2 separate regions of the Homo sapiens genome follow, and region 2 is linked to region 1. Evidence: chromatin loops called from intact Hi-C (ENCODE). Cell type or tissue: HepG2. All regions are shown on one strand. Each heading gives the region's core, and the rest is flanking DNA. Links, peaks and the distances in the headings are about the cores only. Region 1 has its middle 45 kb from the start of RNU6-1. Region 2 has its middle 110 kb from the start of RNU6-1.

Region 1 (8,633 bases), core at 1-8,000:
TGTTGGGATTATAGGTGTGAGCCATAGTGTCTGGCCCCATTTATTTCTTCATTCATTTAACATAAGAATCTGTTGCTAATTTATGTAGTGGAGAGTAACTGCCTTATATCTGTTTCTGCTGGGTTTTTTTTTTTGTTTTAAGACAGGGTCTCGCTCTGTTGTCCAGGCTAGAGTGCAGTCACACAATCATGGCTCACTACAACCTTAACCTCCCAGGCTCAAGTGATCCTCCTGCCTCAGCCTCATGAGTAGCTGGGACTACAGGCATGCATCACCATTCTGGGCTATTTTTTTTTTTTTTTAAATCAAGACAGGGTCTCATTATGTTGCCCAGGCTGGTTTCAAACTCTGGAGCTCGAGTGATCCTCCCACCTTGGCCTCCCAAAGTATTGAGATTACAGGCAGGAGCTATCATGCCCAGCCTGTTTCTGCTGTTTTTAGAACACAGATTATTAACTGGACACAGGCACCCAGAATAAGACTAAATTTCCAAGCATGCTTCTGACTAGGTGTGGCCATGTGTCTAAGTTCTCGCCTATGGGATGAGAACAGAAGTAAAATGTGCCTTTGAAGAGGATGTGTGCCTTCTCCTTCCTCTTTTTTCCCTTCCTGCTGGCTGCATTGTGCACTTGGCATTGCTCCATCATGCAGATGAGAGGTTGTATGTAACAGCAGCCAAAACTACATCCTGACTAATACCTGTGTTAATGGGCCAGACACTGCACTAGGGGCTCAGGACACAAAAACCAATACAATTAAATTTCTACATTCCAGGAGCTCAAAATCTTGGGTAGAAGACCAAAGGGTAAGCAAACACTTTTGAAGTCAGCACTGTGGTAGCCCCAGGGCCTCTGGAGCACGGCATAGCCAATCACCTACCATGTCTATCTATCCATTTGTGCATCTCTTTAGCCATCCGTGCATTTCTTAATTTACCCACCTACCCATAGATCAGTTCCTCTCTCATCTATCTGTTCATGCTTGCATTTATTCATCCATCTCTCCCACATATCTCATGAGGATCCTGCAGGGTTTTTGTTGTTGTTGTTTTATGAGACAAGGTCTCACTCTGTCACCTAGGCTGGAGTGCAGTGGTGTGATCATGGCTCACTGCAGCCTTGACCTTCTGGGTTCAAGTGATCCTCCCATCTCAGCCCCCTGACTAGCTGGGACCACAGGTGCATGCCACTGCACGGGCCTAATTTTTAAAATGTTTTGTAGAGATCAGGACTCACCATGTTGCTCAGGCTGATCTTGAACTCCTGGCCTCAAGTAATCCTTCTGCCTCAGCCTCCCAAAGTGCTGGGATTACAGGCATGAGCCACCATACCAGGCCTCTGCAGTTATTTTTGTTGAGAATTATATAGGGCCCGTTCAATTGTATTTTTCTCAAATTCAAGCCAATCAGAATGGCACCTTTCACCTCAATTTTAACAGATACCAGGAACCAAGATCACCACACACACGCAATATAATGATGAAATTTCATGTTCAAATCACATAACTAAATGCTGATTTGTGAACATTTTTAGATTTTCCTAGGTGATAAAAATGATACAGTCATTAGTTTTTTTCAAGGACAGTCTCCCACTTCTCCTGAGTTGGATGTGCCACCAGCCCACCTTAGAGCCAGCCCTGGGGAAATGCAGAGGGAGACAGAGGGCAAATTCGGTGTTTGTTATAATCATGTGTGATGCTATGTAAGAGCTATCTTTAGCTGTGTACCTCCCTTATTCTTGAGGGGTAGAGTAAGGTGGGGTGACCACCAAAGGAAGCCAGCAGGCTTCGTTCGCCTCCAGGGAATGAGATTCCTTGTCTCCCTCTCTTTCTTACTTTGGCCACTGAAATTTCTCCAAAACTCTTCTTAGGAATAAAGAAAAAATCAAGGGTGCAGATTATGGCAAGAACATAGTTAAGGTATGCAGTTTTGTTTCATTTAATGAGAAAATATAGTGGTTGTGTTAAGAAATTAAATGGCTCACACATTGATCCTCATTGATATATATTGAATGTTGTTTATCAAAAACATTGTGAATTTATTTGGTTTAAAACAAATATCAAACTTCAAATCAAACTTAAGTAGTAAGTCTAATATTAATGGAGATGAACTAGGATTCGAACTGAGCAAGGAGGGGGAAGGGATGGAGGAAGGAGGACTTTTTCTGTTTAAAATCTAAGGAGCCCTGGAACTTACAGAAATTCAGCCCTGTTTTTGGTACTAGGGAGATACAAAGATCAGATCTCTTCTGCCCCTGCTTGTAAGGCAGGAAATTTTCTGTCTACTTAAGTAGATGAGACACAAATCTGCAAAGTCATATAGCAGAACAGGAAGCTACTGTCAAGAGATGTTACAAAGGGGCGGGGGAGAGTAGGGAGTTGAGGTGGCGGGTAAGGATATGCCAAGTGTCAAGTAGATAGTGCAGGAAAGAAATGCACATTTCTCCAAGGGGGTGGTATCCACAATGGGTTGGAATGGCCAGGGAAGCTATTCTCTCCCCTTCCCTTCCTTCCTTCCAGTTCTAGGCATTGGGGGATACAGTGGTGAAGAAAACAGAAAGAAATCCTGCCCTTCTGGAATTTACATTCTAATGGGGGCAAGACAGACAACAAATGAAATAAATACAAATAACAGTGTGTAAGACAGTGATACGTGCTATGGAAAAAATAAAACAGGGAAAAGGAATCAGGACTATTGGGAGAGTGTAATTTAAATATTATGGTCAGGGAAGGCCCCACAGAAAAGGCGACGTGAGTAAAAACTGAAGGAGATGAGGGAGGGAACCATGTCAGTATTCAGAGGAAGAACATTCGGAACAGAGGGAGCAAATATGCAAAGCACTTATTCGGCACCTACTGCATGCCCACATGACAGCAATAGCAATATGTGGCTATTTGCCAAACTGTCTTCATTCGTGAAACATTTAAGCTTACTACAGAAGATAAGAGTTTTTTTCTTTCCCATGAGGTTGAGAATATATGGAGGATGGGTTGCCCAGAAGCAGTGGCAACATTTGCATTAAAAGAAGGCAGCCTTTTAACCCGAGGAGGAGGCTGAGAATCCAATGACTTTTCTGTCATACGATTGAGGGGACAGGAGCCTAGTGATAATGGGACACGGAGCTTCGGCTGCAGAGCTCTCTTTTGTCCACAATTTAGGGCAACTGTCTTGCACTCTGCCTCCATCCTCTGGGTAGACTCAGTGGAGGAAACGTTTCCACAGGCACCAGGCAACCGGGCTCCTGGAAGCAGCAGACCCGGGAGAGGAGAGCAACTCCCCAGCTTGGTGTTAGATATCATCTGAGACTCCTTACACCCTCGCAGCTTAGAAGCTCCTCAGATTACCAGGCAAGGCAAAGTTGATTTTGACAATGTCTGGGGAAGGAAGGGCTGCTCTTCCTGGCTGGCTGGCATAATCAGACTCTGGAGGAGTCGGCCTGCCTATCAAAGGAGGTGAGAGCTAAGTTGTTGCTGCCTTTCCGCTTCAGGATGAATGGATTCCACCCCATTGAACTGGAGTGACCTGGCGCCTGGATTCTTTCATCTCTAAAATGGGAAAAATAATTGTTGCACATATATGGTGTTGAAATTATGGCCCTCAATTGGTGATAATTATCATTACTTAGTATTAATAATTATTATTTGTGAAACTTCTCCCAGAATTGCTGCATGGATTGCAATGTCCAAATAAGCTTATAATGGGGCTTCCAGACACTAGCAGTGAGGCAGTTTCTGTAGAGGTTGAGTGGCGGCTCTTCACCGACTAACTGGGTTTGCGTCCCCCGCCTTTTTGTTTTCCTTTTTTAAAATATATTTTTTAAATATCATGGAGTGTCACTATGTTGCCCAGGTTAGTGTCGAACTCCTGAGCTCAAGGGATCCTCCCACTTTGGCTTCCCAAAGTGCTGGGTTTGCATCCTGGATGGCCTCTTAGGAGCTGTGTGCCCTTGGGCAAGTTGTTTAACCTTCCTGAGCTCCTGCGTCCCTATCTTTAAAGTGAAAATAATAATAGCACGTTTTACTACTTGGAAGGAGGCTGGACCAGGTTTTCTACAGCCAGACCATCTACGCTTTCCAAAGGGCCTGGGCAGCAAGTGAGTATTAGTCTACTAAGAGTGTAATTATGTTATATTAACAGCACCTACCTCCAAAGGTTGCTGCGAGCAGAGAGCACCTCACAGTGCTTTACAGCAGTGCCCGGCTATAACCATCACAGCATTATTATTAATGTGATTAGCCTCATTTTGCAGATGAGGAAATATAGGCCCAGAGAGGTTAAGATACCCCACGCAGGGACCTGCAGCTAGTCGGTGGCAGGGATGGCGCTGGAATCCAGGGGTTCCCTCCAGAACCCCACAGCGGCCCATGCTGAAAACCAGACAACGCCCGCCCCCGCCAGAAGGCACCCTGGGAACGGAAAGCTGGCAGCCTTCCAAGTCCCAGGACGCGCTGGGGCCCAGCCCCCGCTCCGCCCTCCCCCATCCCTGGAACAAAGTACACTTCTGCCGCAGGAACATTCCAGCAAACTGAAGGCATCGCGGGCGCGGCCGCCGCCCCCGCCTCCCCACAGCTGCACGGAGCGTCCACGGCCCCAGGCCGAGCCCCACTGTGCCCCGCTTCCGACCCCGCCCGCCCTGCCGGCTCCCCGTCGCCCGCCGCGTGTGCAGACGCAATCGCACCGGAGGAATTCTCTGGTCTCTTTGCTAACCTCGGGACCCGCAGTTGCAAAGGCTGAGGGACGGGGTGGGCGGAGCAGACGCTGAGGACTGCGGTGCCCTTAGGGGCACGGAGTCGCTTGGCAGCAACCGCTCCTGGGCCCGCTGGTCCCCGGTCCTGGGCAGCCCCCACTGCCCCACTTTACTCCTTTACAGGATAAAGGCATGCTGTTGTTAATAACAAGTAGAACTAGGAGAAAGATCTCTATTAATCCCACCAGGCTGAGACAACTGCTATTAATTCTGGTTATGTCCTTCCTGACTTTTTGTGTACACAAAAAACACAGATGTACATTAACACGAAATATCCTGCGATGATACTGTTTGTTTCTAAATTAACGAACTTTAGTTGTTAGAGCAGTTTTCAGTTAACAGAAATTTGGGAAGCTAGTGCAGCGTTCCCATATAACCTCCCACCGCTCCCTCAGTTTCCCCTGTTATTAATATCTTGCATTTGTCACAATTGATAAACCAGTATTGATATATTAGTATTCACTACATTTCATGGCTTATATTAAGGCTCACTCTTTGTGGCGTGAAGTTCTTTGCGTTTTGACAAATGCATAATGTCGCATATCCACCATTACAGTATCATACAGAACAATTGGCCCAAAAAATCCCCTGTGATCCCCTTGTTCACCTCTCACCCTCTAATCCCATGCAGTCACTGATCTTTTTACTGTTTCTATGGTTTGGCCTTTTCCAGAATGTCATATAGTCGGAATCGTATAGTCTGTTGCCTTTTCAGGCTGGCTTCCTTCACAAAACAATATGCCTCTTAAGATTCCTTCATGTCTTTTTGTGGCTTGATGGCTCATTTCTTATTTATAGCTGAATAATATTCCATAGTACTGACGTACCACAATTTGTTTATCCATTCACCTTTTCAATTGCCTCCAGTTTTTGGCAATTATGCAAAAGATGCTATAAACATTTGTGTGCAGGTTTATTTTACTGCTTTCTGGCTTGCTTTTAAAAATTATTTCAGTCCAGGTGAGGTATGGAGTAAAGAAACAAACAAACAAGTCATGAATGTCATTCAATATAAATGTAGATCTATATCATCATTTTAATGGCTACATAAGATACTATCAGAGTTTATTTAACCAGCCCCAGTTGTACAACATAGATTGCTGTCTTCTTTGATTCTGACCTCATAAACCTGTAACAACTTGGTCTACACTTGATAGTATCTTGTAGTTGTTAAGGCTTAGTTGCTTGTGTCCTGTGTTCAAATCCCAGCCACTCCACTTAATTACTTGGTGTCCCTGGATAAAGTATTTAATTCCTTATGAGTCAGTTTCCTCTTTGTGAAGTGGGAATAATAATGGCACTTATTGTGAGGATTACATGAGCTGATACATGTAAGATGTTTAGAACAGTTTAGAACCTAGAGCAATACAAACTCATAATAAAATTTAGCTCTTTTTATTATTTATTTATTTTTTTAGAGACAGGATCTCACTCTTTTGCCCAGGCTGGAGTGCAGTGGGGCAATCATGGTTCCCTGCAACCTCAACCTCAAGCAATCGTCCTGCCTCAGCATCCTGCATACAGGTGCACACCACCACGCCTGGGGGTTTCGCCGTGTTCCCCAGGCTGGTCTTTAACTCCTGAGCTTAACAAAATGATCCACCCACCTCAGCCTCCCAAAGTGCTGGGATTATAGGCATGAGCCCCTGTGCCCAGCTAAATTTTTATTTTTATTTATTTATTTATTTATTTGAGACGGAGTTTTGCTCTTGTCGCTCAAGCTGGAGTGCAGTGGCGCGATCTTGGCTCACTGCAACCTCTGCCTCCTAGGTTCAAATGATTCTCCTGCCTCAGCCTCCTGAGTAGCTGGGACTACAGGGGCGTGCCATCACGCCTGGCTAATTTTTGTATTTTTCGTAGAGGTGGGGTTTAGCCAAGATGTTAGCCAAGATGTTCTGGATCTCCTGACCTTGTGATCCACCCGCCTCAGCCTCCCAAAGTGCTAGGATTGCAGGTGTGAGTCACTGTCCTCAGCCTATTTATTTTATTTTATTTATTGTTTTTGGAGACAGAGTTTCACTCTGTTGCCCAGGCTATAGTGCAGTGGTGCAATCTTGGCTCACTGCAACCTCCACCTCCTGGGCTCAAGTGGTTCTCATGCCTCAGCCTCCTGGAGTAGCTGGGATTACAGGTGTGTGCCACCACACCCAGCTAATTTTTTGTATTTTTAGTAGAGATGGGGTTTTGCCACGTTGCCCAAGCTGGTCTCGAACTGCTGAGCTCAGGCAATCTGCTGGCCTCGGCCTCCCAAAGTGCTAGGATTACAGGTGTGAGCCACAATGCCCGGCCTTTTTATTTTTTATTAGAGACAAGTCCTCACTGTATTGCCTAGGCTGATCTTGAACTCCTGGGCTCAAGGGATCCTCCCACCTTGGCCTCCCAAAGTGCTGGAATTACAGGCATGAGCCACTGCACTTAGCGCTCTTATTTATTGTCTATTGAGCATCTACTTTGTGTCCTGAGCTAGGCTTGGGGAAGTTATCAAATACTAAATCCTATGTATAGTTTTTTTAATTAAAAAAATATTAATTTATAGAGACAAGGTCTCACTATGTTGCCCAGATTGGTCTTGAACTCCCGAGCTCAAGCAATCCTCTTGCCTTGGCCTCCTAAAGTGCTAGGGTTACAAGCGTGAGCCACTGTGCCTGGTCATATGTGTAATGTTACCCTCAAAACACTTTAGTTTGGCTCCTGCTGGGGGATAATGCAAAGCACAGTAGTACTAACTCTTTATGTTGTTTTCTCTGTGCCAGGCACTGTTCTGGACCCTGGGAGTAGCAGGGTTGGAATTTGAATGCAGGGGTCTGGTTCTAACCACCCTGCCTCTCTGTACAAGTAATCCCAGTGCAAAAGACAAAGCAAGATGTGTTCTAATAAAGGGGAGATGAAGAACTATGAGAATTCAGAGGACCCAGTGATGGCTTCCAGCTGGGCATACCAGGGAAGGCTCTTTGTTAAACTTCACTTAGTGAACACCTATGGAGCTTTTATAGACAATACACATCCCTAAGCACTGGGGGAGTAAAGAAGCACATAAAACCAATGGGAAACATATAATTTGGTGGGAGAGAAAGAAAACAGACTCAACAAGCAAATGTCAAATGGCAGGTTGTGACACAAGCTACAAAGGAAACACAGGCTTCCTTGACGATAATACTCGGGGTGTGGTGGGGATTGGCACCTTGGTCAGGACAGCCTTGGAGGAGGCAGCTCTGAAACACTGAGCACTGTGAGACGAGGAGCCAGCCATGGGAGGAACTGTGGGGGATATTCTAGGTGCCAGAATGAGCAAAAGCCTGGAGGCAGAAGGGTGTCTTGGTATTATATGTTTTAAATACCATCGGAAGCTAATATGGAAGGGACACAGGGAGCAAGGAGCAAGTGGCTAAAGATGAAGTTGCAGAGTAGATACGGGCCAGTTTCTAAGAACTTTCTAACCTAAAAGAACTTCCTGAAAGTGGCTGAATAGCCTGGAGGTAAGGACAAGAACATCCACTCCACGTGCAGCTGTGATGGACCAGGCTCTATACATGCTCTTCACACAGTGTTGTATTCAAACTTGCCTACGACTCACTTGGCAAGATAGGGAGCTGAGGATTGGGTTTTATTCCCAGTGTGTAGGGAAGCCACTGAAGGGTTTTAAGCAAGGAAGTAGCATGGCTGGATTGATATTGTAGAAAGATCCTGTGGGCTGCTGTGGGAATGGAGTGAATGTTTGCAAGGGAGGAATGGGGGGACCAATTACCTGACTACTGCAGTCACCTGGGCAAGAGAGAGAATGGAGATTTGGCTAGAATGATGGCAGTGGACAGGAAGAGAGATGGATTTGAATTATATTTCAGAGGTGAGGCTGAGAGAAGATGTTGATGGATTAGATTAGGGTGGGGT
Region 2 (8,000 bases), core at 1-8,000, 62 kb after region 1:
GATGTCAGTGTCAGCCAGGTTCATATCCCACATTCCTGAGCCATGCTGTCAGACTGGGAGGTGCAACACCCACGGGAGGGGTCCAGGGCTGAGTATAGGCAGAGCATGAAACCACAGGCTGAACACACTACGTTTTCTGGAGGTGCCAATTTGAAGATTTTATGGCAGGTGGGGAGACACAGGTTTTTTTTTTTTAATTTAAAATTGAATATGTATATATTTTGGCATAGAATACAAGAATCTGTGGGAATTTTTATGAGAACACAAGCATGCACTAAGAAATTTCCATCTGGCAGAAAGTCAATTCCATATACGTATCTAGACCTCTTGGCAGTACACATTTGCTCTGCAACTATAAAGGGTTCTTTGGTGGAAATTTAGAGAAACACAGACCTATGGTATTGAGAGCTTCAACTAAACCACAGACTGTTCTAATGTAGGTGCCTCCTCTGTCTGCCCTCAGATTCCTTTTAGGGTTGGACTAGAAGTGGGCCTCTCAGTCCTGTTAGCTTTGATATCTTTTCACAGACCCTAGTTACTGCTACTCTCATGTACAACCTTGTTAAAAATCATTCACCAAGGAAAGACATCCCCTATCTCTGTGGGTAAATGCAAGAAACTTAAAATCAGGGAAGTGGTTCTCATGATGGAGGAGAAGGAAGTCAGTAAAGAAAACTTGATCTCGCCAGGCGCGGTGGCTCACGCCTGTAATCCCAGCACTTTGGGAGGCCGAGGCAGGTGGATCACGAGGTCAGGAGATCGAGACCATCCTGGCTAACACGGTGAAGCCCTGTCTCTACTAAAAATACAAAAAATGAGATGGATGTATTGGCGGGCGCCTTGTAGTCCCAGCTACTCGGGAGGCTGAGGCAGGAGAATGGCGTGAACCTGGGAGGCAGAGCTTGCAGTGAGCTGAGATTGTGCCACTGCACTCCAGCCTGGGCGACAGAGCGAGACTCCATCTCAAAAAAAAAAAAAAAAAAGAAAAGAAAAGATAAAAGAAAACCTGATCTCTCTTTTGGCATGTGTGAGATTCCAAATATATGGATTTCTATTATGTGCTAGGTATTTGTAATGTTTCATCATTATAACCCCAAGCCAAAGATGGTATTATAATATCATGGTATGGATGATGATTGTTATGAGCTGAACACTTTTCATCTCCCCAAATTTTATGTGTAGAAATCTTAACCCCCAATGTGATGATATTAGGAAGTGGGGACTTTGGGAGATGATTAGGTCATGAGGGTAAAGCCCTCATGAATGGGATTAGTTCCCTTATAAAAGGGATCCCCAAAGAGCTCTCTGGATCTCTTTCTGCCACGTATGGATATAAGAGGTTGGCAGTCTGCAACCCTGAAGAGAGCCCTCACCAGAACCCAACAATGCTGGTACCCTGATTTCAGACTTCTGTTCTCCAGAACTGTGAGAAATAAATCTCTGTTGTTGATAAGCCACGCAGCTTATTGTGCTTTGTGATAGCAGCCTGAATTGACTAACACAACGATCCCAGGGCCCAGTGAGGTTGAATAACTCACCCAAAGTCACACAGGTATTTAGGCCACTTATTGTAGACATCATTCTTGTTCCAGGTCCCCTTTTGAGATTGCTCTCCTGACCTGAATACAGAATAAATCAGATCCACAAGACTCTAGTCCGAATAGGTTTATTGTCTGTGTCCCTTGTCCTAATGGGGAGGCCTCTGCTCACCAAGAGTGTCCTGACCACCTGGGGCTAGGGGTGCTGGAGAGGAGCACAGAGAGGAGGAAGGGCCTGAAGATGATTTCCCCAACAACTCTGTACTGTGGGGGTTAAGAGTGTGGGCTCTGAGGGTAAACAGAGCTGGATTTGAAGCCCACTCTCCTCCTACTCATGGTATAGATAAGAGGGAAGGAGGGGGTAGAGTGGGAGGGAAACCACCAACCTCAGCAAGCCACAGACTCCAGGAGGCCACCACTGGGTCCCGAACCATGCTCCTATTGTCTTTACAAAGGGGAATGGCAGCTGCTCCACCTCCCACAACATCCAATCAGGCATCCTGCAGACGGTGGCAAATCACAGAGAAGCAATGGCAAAGGGGCTGTGGATGGGCCTGACTGTCTGGACATGGCCAAATCTGCTGCCCAGCCACTTGCTCTTGTGACCTCATCCTGACCTGAAGCGTCTGCCTACAGGTGCTCCTGCCTCTCCCCTGGCCCAGCAAGGACCGCAGGATGCCCTTCCTTAACTCCTGGGTAGGAGCCCACAGTGGTGACTGATCCACGTGAGGTCCCTTAGGTGGTAAAAGCGTCTCCACCCCCAGCCTTCCCGGGACGTCCTGTGCAGCAGGAGTTGATAACGCTGTGTACAGGCTGATGGGGGTAGACACGCTCTTGTTGCCAGGCCCTGGACACTCTGAACCCCAGCCTGGGCTCCTGGCCTTAATGGGGCAGGGAGGGGACCATCGGGGCACAGAGCCAGGGATCCTGTTACTCTCTACATAGAGGTGCCAAGTAGGCTACTTTATTGCCAAGTTTTCTTTTTTAAAAAAACTTTCTTTCCATTCTATGACTCTTTAAGGGAAGAAATTCCATTGTGCACTGTAACACTGAGGACTTTTACACCAGAGAGTCTCACGGGGAATATTCAGGCCTTGGAGAAACCACTAGAGTTTCTGTTGCTGGAGGACAGGGGCCCTGTCTTAGATTCTCTTGCTCAGGCCTGGAAAGATACTTAGGGATGGTCTAGTTCAGTCTGAGTCAGTGTGAGCCTGGCCTCATCCCAGACAGACAACCATCTCCCTACAAACAGCACCAGGATGCCTTGTTGAGTTCATGGTCCCGCCTGCTCCAAGGCACTGCTGGATGATCAAAATAAAGGTCCTTCCTCTTACGTGCTGTGAGTCTTTAAGGGGGTGAAGAAGTCAGGCACTGAGTGGGAAGTACACCTGGAGGCGCAGTGTCCACTGGGCTGCATGTCAAAGTCTGTCATGTGTCTCCTGGGTGACGCTTAACAAATTGCTTAGCCTCTCTGGGCCTCTGATGGCTCATCTAGTGTTAATAAGAAAATAAGCCAGGCGTGGTGGCTCACACCTGTAATCCCAGCAATTTGGGAGGCTGAGGCAGAATGATTGCTTAAAGCCAGCAGTTCAAGACCAGCCTGGGCAACATAGGGAGACCCCATTTCTTTTTTTTTTTTTTTTGGGAGACCCCATTTCTACAAAACTTTTTTAAAAAAATTAGCCAGATGTAGGGGCGCATGCCTGTAGTCCTAGGTACTCAGGAGGCTGAGGTGGGAGGATGGATTGAGCCCAGGAGATCGAGGCTGCAGTGAGTTGTGATTGTACCACTACTACACTCTGGCCTGGGTGACAGAGTGAGACCCTGTCTCTAAAATAATAACAATAATGTTATAATACTACTAATAATACAGTAGTGTTAGGTCCTTGTGGCTGCAATACACTTTGTAGTTTACAAATCATGTTTGCATACCTGGAGTCTTAGAGCTTCCCTACAGACTACTCAAAGCAGATATTTTTAGCCCTATTTTTGAGTTGAAACTGAGCTCTAGAGAGGACTAGTGACTTTGTCAAGATCACAAGTGACCTTGTGCTGTTGCTGTTTCGAGAGAGTGTGTAATCCTGTTGCTGTTTAGAGAGAGTGTGTTTTAGATTTATGTGACCTAGAAGCACCAGCACGGGATCTTTATCCTGATGTTCTTGAGCCACCACCAGCTCTCCTCCAGGCCCAGGCTTTTGTGAATTACAGTGAAGAAAATGCAGACCAGGCGACTTGCTGAGTGACATGGTCACGTATGGTGGGGAATCATCCAATACCTTTAAAATATTTTTTTGAACCTTGGTGGAAAAGTGTGTTTCTTCATTCATTCATTTCTTCATTCATCTGTTCATCAAAGTTTTGCGAGGCTCTAAATGTGTGCTAGGCATGATGCAAGGAGTGGGGACAAAATGGAACCAGCCATGACTACTGCCCTTGAGGAAGTCACAGTAGGTAGGAAGATGGACATCGAGACATAAGTACAGCAGAAAGTCATTTATTTATTCCTGTCATTTGTGAATCCTCTTCCATCTTCCAGTAGTCCTTACGGAAAAAGCAAATACCCATAAAAAGATCTCTTAAGGCGACTGGGGGCACACACGGGGTGGGGGTGGGAGTTTGGGGACAAACTTCAGCACCTCACAGTCTTGTGGTGGGGCCTGCATGCATATGTGGGTGGGGCATGAGGAGGAGCACGTGTTCTTAGAGCTCAGTGTCCCTCCCACCACATTCCCCTGTGCGTTGCCCCAGGCACAGGAACTTTGTAATCACATCCAGCCTGGGATTATAACCAAACACAGCATTCCACCACCCTCTGCAACCTCTTTGTTTGATCTTCCCCCTGGAGACACAGGTCAAGAGGAAGAGAAGGGGAAGGGGGGCAAACTGCAGGGAGAGTGTGTGGGGAGCTTCCTTTGAATTGTCTTTTAATTCAGAAACAGAAAACAAAGATGCCATTTCCCAAGGCCTGAGATACCGCCGCTCTGCATTAAAGGGGTTCAGTCTCAGAATCCTGGAGCAGGGTCCACCTGGGAGGTCACTAGTCTGACCCACCTGGTTTACAGAGCCCAGGAAGGGACCATAACTTCTTTGATGTCACACGGCAGAGAGGGGCAGCATTGCAGTGTGATGTCACAGCAAAGAGGGGTAGCTACTCATGGAGAATGACTCAAGAAGCCTGGGGGAAAGCCTTCCCCACCAGTTGCTCAGTAACACCTAAACTGCCTTGCCTGTGGGACCCAGCCTTGTACTGCATCATCAGAGATTAGCCTGACAAGCAAATGCACCAGGGAGGAAGCCTGGTAATGGGGGCTCATTTATGCTAGGGCGTGGATGACTGATATCAGGGTCTTTCACACCAAGAGGCTTAGCCGGAGGCAGAGGAGAGGAGATCAGAAGGGCACTGGAGACTGCAAGGGCAAGAGGTGACTGGGGCTAAGCCTAGAGGGAAGAGGGCATGGAGCTGAGAGCTTCAGGCACAAAAGAGAAACTTAATACCTGCTTTGTAGGCCCCAGGTCCTGTGCCTGATTTTCTCTTTCCTCTGAGAAAGAAGCTGTGAGGTTTCTGAAGTGTCAAGTCACTCTTCATGTCTAATCCTGTTGCTGTTTAGAGAGAGTGTGTTTCAGATTTATGTCTGAACTGCATCTAAAGGTATCAGCAAAGTCGTTAATTTCAGCCACCTGAATCTGGTGGCTGCCTCTGCTTACGCACAGCAACACTTCCTTCCTCCAGTCCTGTGGGAAATAAGGTATTTCTTCGGGTGAGGTTTTTGTTTTGTCTTGTTTTTTAATAATTTAAGCTTCCTGTTTTATGTATCTAATCTCTTCATATTTTCAGTATGAGGGTACTACTAAGGGGCATTTTACATTCTCGAAGTATGCTGTAATTGTTGTTTATAATTTAAATTTAATCTTTTTCTTTAGTGTTTTTAATTACTTAAGAAATACATACTCATTGTAAAGGATTCAAAAGATAGAAAAGTACATGAAATAAAAAGCATCACTTTATCGCTTTCTACTGCTAAAGGTAGACACTTAACATTTTGGTTTTCTTTCTTTCTTTCTTTACTTTTTTCTTTTTTTTTCAGCAAAAAAGGTATTATATGCCACGTCAGCAGGTCTGTGAATTCATGAAGATCCCTGAGACCATTTCAGGGGTCCACAAGGCCAAAGCTATTTTTATAATAACACTAAGACAAAATTTGCTTTTTTTCCCACAGTGTTGACATTTGTACTGATGTTGCAAAAAGTAAAAGTGGGTAAAAACTGCTAGTGTCTTAGATCAAGGAGGTGGCTCCTTGAACTGTCCTGGTGGGTATTCTGTCCTTCACTACTACACTCTCAGAGGAGCCGAAATGCCAGTTTCTTAAAGAATGTCCTTAATGAAGTAGTAAAGATGATAAATTGTATTAAATTTCAACCCTGGCGTACCTGCCTTTTTAAGATTCTGCATGAAGAGATGAGAAGTATGCTTAAGCCCTGCTGCATTCCAAAGTCCACTGACCATCCGAGGAGACACTCGTGCAGCTGTTTGTGTTGCAAGCTGAATTCACTGTCCCCCAGTCGCCCTGTCCCCCACCAGGGAACATCATTTTTACTCGAAATAATGACTGACAAACTATGGTTGTTCAGATTTGGGAATTTTCAGACATTTTCTCAAAAAATGAATGAAATGAACCTGTCATTTCAAGGAAACTGACAGTATTTGTTACTAATGATGAAGTTTCAGCTTTCTTTTATTTTCTTTTTAACTTTTAAGTTCAGGGGTACCTGTGTAGGTTTGTTACATAGGTAAACTTGTATCATAGGGGTTTGTTGTACAGATTATTTTGTCACCCAGATATTAAGCAAAGGACCTACTAGGTATTTTTCCTGATCCTCTCCCTCCTGCCACCCTCCATCCTCCTACAGGCCCCAGTGTGTGGTATTCCCCTCTATGTGTCCATGTGTTCCCATCATTTAGCTCCCACTTATGAGTGAGAACACGTAGTATTTGGTTTTCTGTTCCTGTGTTAGTTTTCTAAAGATAATGACCTCCAGCTCCATCCATGTCCCTGCAAAGACATAATCCTGTGCTTTTTTATGGCTGCATAGTACTCCATGGTGTATATGTAACATGTTTTCTTTATCCAGACTATCGCTGATGGGAAAGTTTAAGCTTTCAAGCAAACATTAGAATTTCCAAAGACTTATATTTTCCACTGTGAGTTGGACAGCTTCCCAACACTTAAAGACTTTAGTGATGAAAGGGGTGGTGATAATAAATGTGATTTTTGATGCTGTTAATAAAATGTGTTAATATTAGAGCTACATAACTTAGTGAACCAATATTTTTCAAAGACTCATGCATAATGTTATAAAATCATTTGTGGAAGATAAACCAATGGATTTTAATGTAACGGTATAGATTGTTCATTGATATGATTTATTTTTTATTTTTATTTTATTTATTTATTTATTTTTGAGATGGAATCTCACTCTGCTGCCCAGGCTGGGGTACACTGGTGTGATCTTGGCCCGCTGCAACCCCTGCCTCCTGGGTTCGGGCAATTCTCCTGCCTCAGACTCCTGAGTAGCTGGGATTACAGGCACCTGCCACCACACCTGGCTAATTTTTGTATTTTTAGTGGAGACGGGGTTTTACCATGTTGGCTGGGCTGGTCACGAACTCCCGACCTCAAGTGATCTCCCCACGTTGGCTTCCCAAAGTGCTGAGATTACAGGCTTGAGCCACCGCACCCGGCCTCATTGATATGATTTAGAATCCACGTTGCCACTAACCTTTCAGAAACTACCACTTGTCAAATTTTGGTAAACAATCAAAGAACAATAGCCATAATAATCTGGAAAGACTATTAAAATAATCCTCCTTTTTCAACTACGTGTGTTTGTGAGACCAGATTTTCTTCATGTACTTCAACCAAAACAACATATCACAACAGATTTAATGCCAAAGCAGATATGAGAATGCAACTGTCTTATATTAAGCCAGATATTAAAACACATTTGAAAAAATGTGAGACAATGCCAGTCTTCTCACTAAATGTTTTGATATAGTTAACTTTCATAAAAAGGATATGATTTATAGTAACATGCAATGAGTTTATTACCATTATTTAAAATTAAGAAACTCATTTTTTGAAATTATCTTAATGTTTAATACAATAACTATTGATAGACATAGCCTACATAAGAAAATCTCCAGCCAGGCGTGGTGGCTCACACCTGTAATCCCAGCACTTTGGGAGGCCGAGACAGGCAGATCACGAGGTCAAGAGATCAAGACCATCCTGGCCAACATGGTGAAACCCCATCTCTACTAAAAATACAAAAATTAGCTGGGTGTGGTGGTGCGTGCCTGTAATCCCAACTACTCAGGAGGCTGAGGCAGGGGAATCACTTGAATCTGGGAGGCAGAGGTTGCAGTGAGCTGAGATTGTGCCACTGCACTCCACCCTGGTGACA

The links. A loop is a pair of places that touch in the nucleus more often than their neighbours do. Peaks named below come from ENCODE experiments on the same cell type or tissue, not always from the same donor. Only the 100,000 strongest peaks of a DNase experiment are listed, where the experiment ranks them.
Region 2: a loop joins it to region 1, with 4 times the contacts of the local background. A loop is called at or near these places in 10 of 110 quality-filtered maps.

Annotation. Positions count from the first base shown.
Region 1 is chr15:67,880,251-67,888,883 of GRCh38, forward strand. No RefSeq gene overlaps it. Among named protein-coding and RNA genes, the nearest start is that of RNU6-1, 45 kb to the left of the region's middle. RefSeq lists a cis regulatory region at 2,071-2,571. In HepG2, for the core only: no CTCF peak of the experiment used is centred there; DNase peaks (open chromatin) are centred at 711 and 4,601; H3K4me3 peaks cover 700 bases.
Region 2 is chr15:67,941,804-67,949,803 of GRCh38, forward strand. No RefSeq gene overlaps it. Among named protein-coding and RNA genes, the nearest start is that of RNU6-1, 110 kb to the left of the region's middle. RefSeq lists an enhancer at 4,417-5,616. In HepG2, for the core only: no CTCF peak of the experiment used is centred there; DNase peaks (open chromatin) are centred at 28, 2,006, 4,338 and 6,028; H3K4me3 peaks cover 2,086 bases.